2 separate regions of the Homo sapiens genome follow, and region 1 is linked to region 2. A link is a loop called in an ENCODE intact Hi-C map of the cell type or tissue named here. Cell type or tissue: MCF 10A. All regions are shown on one strand. Each heading gives the region's core, and the rest is flanking DNA. Links, peaks and the distances in the headings are about the cores only. Region 1 has its middle 84 kb from the start of GNAT3. Region 2 overlaps GNAT3 (G protein subunit alpha transducin 3).

Region 1 (2,817 bases), core at 289-2,788, 71 kb before region 2:
AATCAAGATCAATCTAGGAACATGAGCCTGAGTAAGGTATAAAACATAAAAAATATGGAAACTAAGCAGGAGACGGTTTGGGGAAAAGATATCATTGAGCTCTCGAAATAAAGACAGCCATCGGGCTTTAGAACACATACTGAAATGTGGCTGATAATGGTGGACATGAGACTCATTCACAGAGGGGGCAATGAGTGATAAGACAAAAATAAAGATAAGATCAGAAACAGTACAGAACAAAATGGAAAGAGGCAAAATGATAATTCAAGGCTATGTCCATATTTAAGCAGTCAATATGAAGGGGAAATTTAAGAAGGGAGGAAAAGAGAGCTGTGTTCTGAAACTGAAGAAAACCAAGTCGAGGCTGCAAATAGCTCACAGAGAGCAAGAATAGAGACATGGATATTAAATGTGGCCAAAAGGAGACCAAACATAGGTGACCCTGAAAAAAAGAGTTTGAGTAGGGTGAGAAAAGTAGTACTACGTAACAAGGAGTAAGAGACCGGAAAGTGGCCAATGCAGACTCATATTTAGAAACTTTGGTTTTGCAAAAAAAGGTCATGATAGGGCTAAATCTCAAAACAGAAAAGCGTGTTTGTTTGTGCTCAGGGAGGAAAAATCAGTACATAGGAAAAGAAGTTTAAAAGAGGGATTCATTAATAGAGAAAAGTAGCAGGTGATGCGATAGAGCTTAAGACAAAGAACACAAGTGTGGGCGGAGCCTTCAAGAGAACCTGACACAATTCTTATAGGGACATACTGAGGTAGGGAGGGAAGTTGCTTTTGGAGAAATTTTGGTTTTGGTTGCAGAAAATATCGAGTAGCTAATTGAATTATCATTGTTACTTTGACACCTGTTAAGCATGTATTATATTCCAGGAACCATGATAAGTGCTTTCTGCATGGAATTTAATTCTCACAATGATCTTATGAGATAACTAACATTTCGTGGGATAACTCACATTATATAGATGATAAAATGTAAGGCTTAATGTTTAGGCAACTTACCTAATATCACAGGACAATCAAGGTATGATGTAAAGCCAGACCTGTCTAACTCTGCTTTTAACCATTATCCATGTCCTTCTGTTATGTTGGCCTTAATCTTTTTCATAAATTAAAAGAGAACATCAGCCGGGTGCGGGGGCTCCCAGCATTTTGGGAGGCTGAGGTGGGAGGATCACTTGCGCTTAAGAGTTTGAGACCAGCCTGGTCAACATGGCAAAAACTTGTCTCTACAAAAATTAGCCAGGCGTAATGGCATGTGCCTGTAGTTCAACTATGAGGGAGGCTAAGATGGAAGAATTGCTTGAGCCCAGGGGGTTGAGGCTGCAGCGAGCTAAGATCATGCCACTGCACTCCAGCCTGGGTGACAGTGAGATCCCATCTCAAAAAAAATAAATAAATACAATAAAAGAGGACATCATTTGCTGACATTTAGAGTGAGTGTGGCATATGTTTGTGGACTAGATTTGTAACCTATTTTATTACTTAGAAACATAGTCTAGGGTGGACATAAAATATGAAAGCTTAAATATACCTGAGCCCTAAATTTCTATCTTGAACAGAGCTGGGAAAACAATGATAAGAAGACTCGTTGTTGCCTTACCCATGAATTCATGACTTTGCTATTCTCCAGTAGGGAGCAGCACACAACCACCTATGCAACCATTTACTCTACCGCAAACAATACAAGACAAAGAAAACCTTTTGAAGATTCGACCGTAAGTAGTGAAGAAACTGAACCTCTGATAATTGGGTCCTGCCTTCAGAAAGCATTTAATGAAATACGTAGATTATAGTTTTGCCCTTTATTGCATTATATATGCATTAGTTAAAAGAGCTATTTTGTCAATCCTATTTGAGAATCGTAAGAGAGCTTCTTAGAAATGCTCTTGATTATAGATTGATGTAAAGAGCAAATAAATTTTAACTTAATATCAAACATAATTCTTAAAATTCAGAGTAATGAGAAAAATACTGTAAAGTCAATGCTTGGACATTGATGCATAAAAGATATTTCAGCATTTAAAACTTTGAAGTATAAGAAAGTACTATTTGTCAATGATTAAATAAAAAAAGACACAATAATGCTATAAAATGAAGGTTTTATTTTTTGTTTGTTTTGCGTTTTTTTTTTCTTTTTTTTTTTTTTTTTTTGGTTAGAAGGCCACTGGGCCATGCCAAGTTTTTGTTATAAATATGATACATCCTATGTTTGTGATTTTATGAATTTGGTTCATAACATTGCTATTACATTGAACACTTTGTTTCAAAAATTATTTTGGGGTGTTGAAGGTACAATTACTACCAAATGGAAGAAAAATCATGGTTGTTGCTGAAGACACAGACCAGAAATGTAAAAATGGAAGAGAAATTCAAATCATCTAGTGACTAAGCTTTTTGGTTTAAGATAAATATTATGTTTCTGGACAATCTTACATTTTTTTACTCAATGAGCACAACATTTTAAAATTAAATACACTAGTTCTGGCTTTAGAATGTTCAAAATTAACCGTAAGAAATAAGCTTTGTTGTGTAGGGGTCAAGGCCTTTGGCCCTCTGGAGGTTCAAAAATTCCTGACATGAGGCAGATTAATAGGAGAAAAGGCATACACATGTATTTGACATGTATACAGAGGAGCCTTCAGCATGAAGACTCAACCCCCAGTAAGATACTGAAGCTTATATACCACCTTGAGGTTGTAGAAAGACAGTTGGTTCAGAGCATGGGAAGAAACAGGTTATGCTGTTAAATCAGGTTTTTGTGGCAAGATAGGTGATGGGAGGGGCAGAATAGGAGGCTTGCCTAGCAAA
Region 2 (2,817 bases), core at 113-2,612:
AGATGATATAATTTCTACAATAAAGTGAAAATAATTTAGACCACTTTCTTTTAAATGAATTGTCTATCTTGAGATATTGAGCCTAATGAGAAAAAGTGTGTCAATGATTTTCTAGAATTGTATCAGCATATGTATTATAGAGAAATATTTTATTGATTAAGAACCACTTTTAGGCAGATTAAAAAATCACAACCGAATTTTATTTTATTCACTATATGTTATTGACTAGTTGAAAATTTATAAATTTGTGAAAAAAGTGACTTTTAGACTGTGTCAGTTAATGTACATTCAGAATGGTCTTCTGTACTTCATAAATATGGCCATTTGGTAATCATACAGATAACACTAAGTTGTGGCATTTCCAAAAGTATTTCTAAGGCTACAGGGTATGTTATTGTATAACAATTATTTGTAACTTAGCTGGTAATTCATGCTGTGTTTAAGGTAAGCAGAATAATCAATCACTTTTTTAAAAATGGCATGTACTTTTAAATGAAACTACATATTAAAAGTTAATATTTTCCCTTGAAAGCCTTTAAAAAGGTGTCTGTACCATCCTTGCTTTATGTAGTGACTTCAGTCTTCTATGTAAAGGTCCAGTATAGTCAATTACAGCATTAAGAGGAAAATTCCTAAAGAAAAGCCTATCTACTTAAAATCTCATTTATTATTTGGAACTCTATTGCAAAGTTATTTCAAAAATAAATTATTGAGCCCCATTCTCACAATAATTCTAGGTCATAGTTCACAATAGTCATTTCAGTCTTGTGAGATTAGATCATGTTACAGAGCCAAATATAGACATTATAACAGCATGTTCACATCCGCTGATGGTGTCCTGAAATAATCTCTTCCTTCCAAATTGTGGTCATCGCTAATATTAGTTTCTGGGTCAAGGGGTACCAAGAGAATTTTAACAAGATATGCATCTGTTTCTTTGAAATAGATAATGTTACAAATAATTAAATATTTAAATTTATACTTAATTCATACTTAGATACTCATAAATTATTTTATTTTTAATAAGAATAAGTAAGGAATCCTGTTCTACATTTTTAAATCTGAAAATATTAAAAAGAATTTTAAATCTACCCAATATTTATACATGTAACTGAACTTCAATTGAACACACACAAGGCTTGATTGCTCATTTTGGATGACTTGTTCAAACAGGCAAAATGAGATTACAACATTGTGACTTGTAATCACACATAAGATTTTTTTTTGTAGGTGGTCTTAAAAATCACATAATTGTATAGTAGAAAGAAACCTTAGAAATCAACCAGCTATGCACATCTCTTCAGTCTATGCGTGAGAAAAATGAATCCAATAGAGATTATGATAATCATCCAAAGTTTCAGATCTGTCTTCAAACAAAGAAACTATGTATTCTGACTCTTACTAAAGCTGTGTCATATCGCTTTCTTTTTTAAGTAGGCACTGATAAATACCAAAATGGTTTCAACACTTTAGAAATTATTTTAAATGCATTTTTTATAAATTAGTATGAGAGCGGTGTACTTTTTTTGTTGGTTTGTTTTGAGACAGAATCTAGCTCTGTTGCCAGGCTTGAGTGCAGTAGCATGATCATGACTCACTGCAGCCTTGGCCTCCTGGCCTCAAGCAATCCTCCTGCCTGTCTCACAAACTGCTGGAATTACAAGCATGAGCCCCTACACCTGGCCTTGAAAGCAGTGTACTTTCAGAGGCATACTGGTATTGCTGTGTCAGCTTATCATTCACAGGTAGACTGTTGGTATAAAAGATTTTTAGGGTAGTCTCTTTTGAGCCAACTTAATTTTGTTCCATGTATTATTTCTCCTTTTTATGGAGTGACATCAAAATTCTCTGTCCTTTGCACATGACAGCCCATCACATAGCTGGATTCATCATGTTTTGGAACTAAATAGATATGAGCTTGCACTCATCTCTGACTGTGACTAAGTGTCTTGATCAAATTTGGTCTCACTGAAAGTCAGTTTCCTCTATTATAAAATTGGGCTAAAACTTGGGAGGATTAGATCACAAATATAAATTACCTAGAACATACACTAATATATAGTGAGCTTTAAGTATTTTCTATTATTTGAAGAATGTGCTCATATCCTTTTAAAGAAATATTTCAAGTATAATATGATCCACTCCTTTACTCCTTTCTTGTGGAACATGATTTTTAGATTATTTGTCCTCTGAACCATACCCCATGTAAGAGCCAATGTCTTTCCGAAATGCAGTACTGAAAATTATGCTGTAGATACCAGATTTATGAACAGCACTGACATTCTGCCACCTAGACCTGCCTCACTCCTGGTGGGCTTGTTTATAAATAAGTAATTTTCTTAATAAAGACCATGATTAGTTTGCCTCCTTTTTTTTTTTTGGCCTACACTCAGCTTGTGGTAATTAAAGTTTTTCTACTTTTTTTCACATCTCTTACCAAACAGATCCTCCCACAAACCACGTGTATCTAATTGATTTTGAACCTCAATAAAGATATTTATTAAATTCCATTTTGCTTATTTGCGGCAAGCATTTCTGCTAGTAGAGGTTATTTGGAAGTCTGACTTGGTTTTGTCACTATATCCTTCCAAACTGAATCTCAAGTTTGAAATGCCTGCTTTATCCCCCTTCACCAAAATCCCTGATAGGAGTATTGAAGAGAAGGTCAAGGGCAGGAAACTATGTCATACTCTAGGGTCTATTCTGTTAACAGGAAACCTATTAATCATAAGTCCTTGTTCACTATCTCTAGTGAACAATGCTAAATGTTGGCCATTAGGTATGATAGTTACTGAAGGTTTTTGTACCTACAGTTTA

What was found. Peaks named below come from ENCODE experiments on the same cell type or tissue, not always from the same donor. Only the 100,000 strongest peaks of a DNase experiment are listed, where the experiment ranks them.
Region 1: it touches region 2 in a loop (6-fold over the local background); 4 of 110 quality-filtered maps call a loop at or near these places.

Annotation. Positions count from the first base shown.
Region 1 is chr7:80,426,989-80,429,805 of GRCh38, forward strand. No RefSeq gene overlaps it. Among named protein-coding and RNA genes, the nearest start is that of GNAT3, 84 kb to the right of the region's middle. In MCF 10A, for the core only: a CTCF peak has its summit at 1,673 (motif pointing right); a DNase peak (open chromatin) is centred at 1,653.
Region 2 is chr7:80,497,863-80,500,679 of GRCh38, forward strand. The region is part of intron 1 of GNAT3 (G protein subunit alpha transducin 3); the gene reads right to left. All of the region lies in intron 2 of LOC107986812 (a long non-coding RNA gene), which reads left to right. Among named protein-coding and RNA genes, the nearest start is that of GNAT3, 13 kb to the right of the region's middle. In MCF 10A, for the core only: no CTCF peak of the experiment used is centred there; a DNase peak (open chromatin) is centred at 1,619.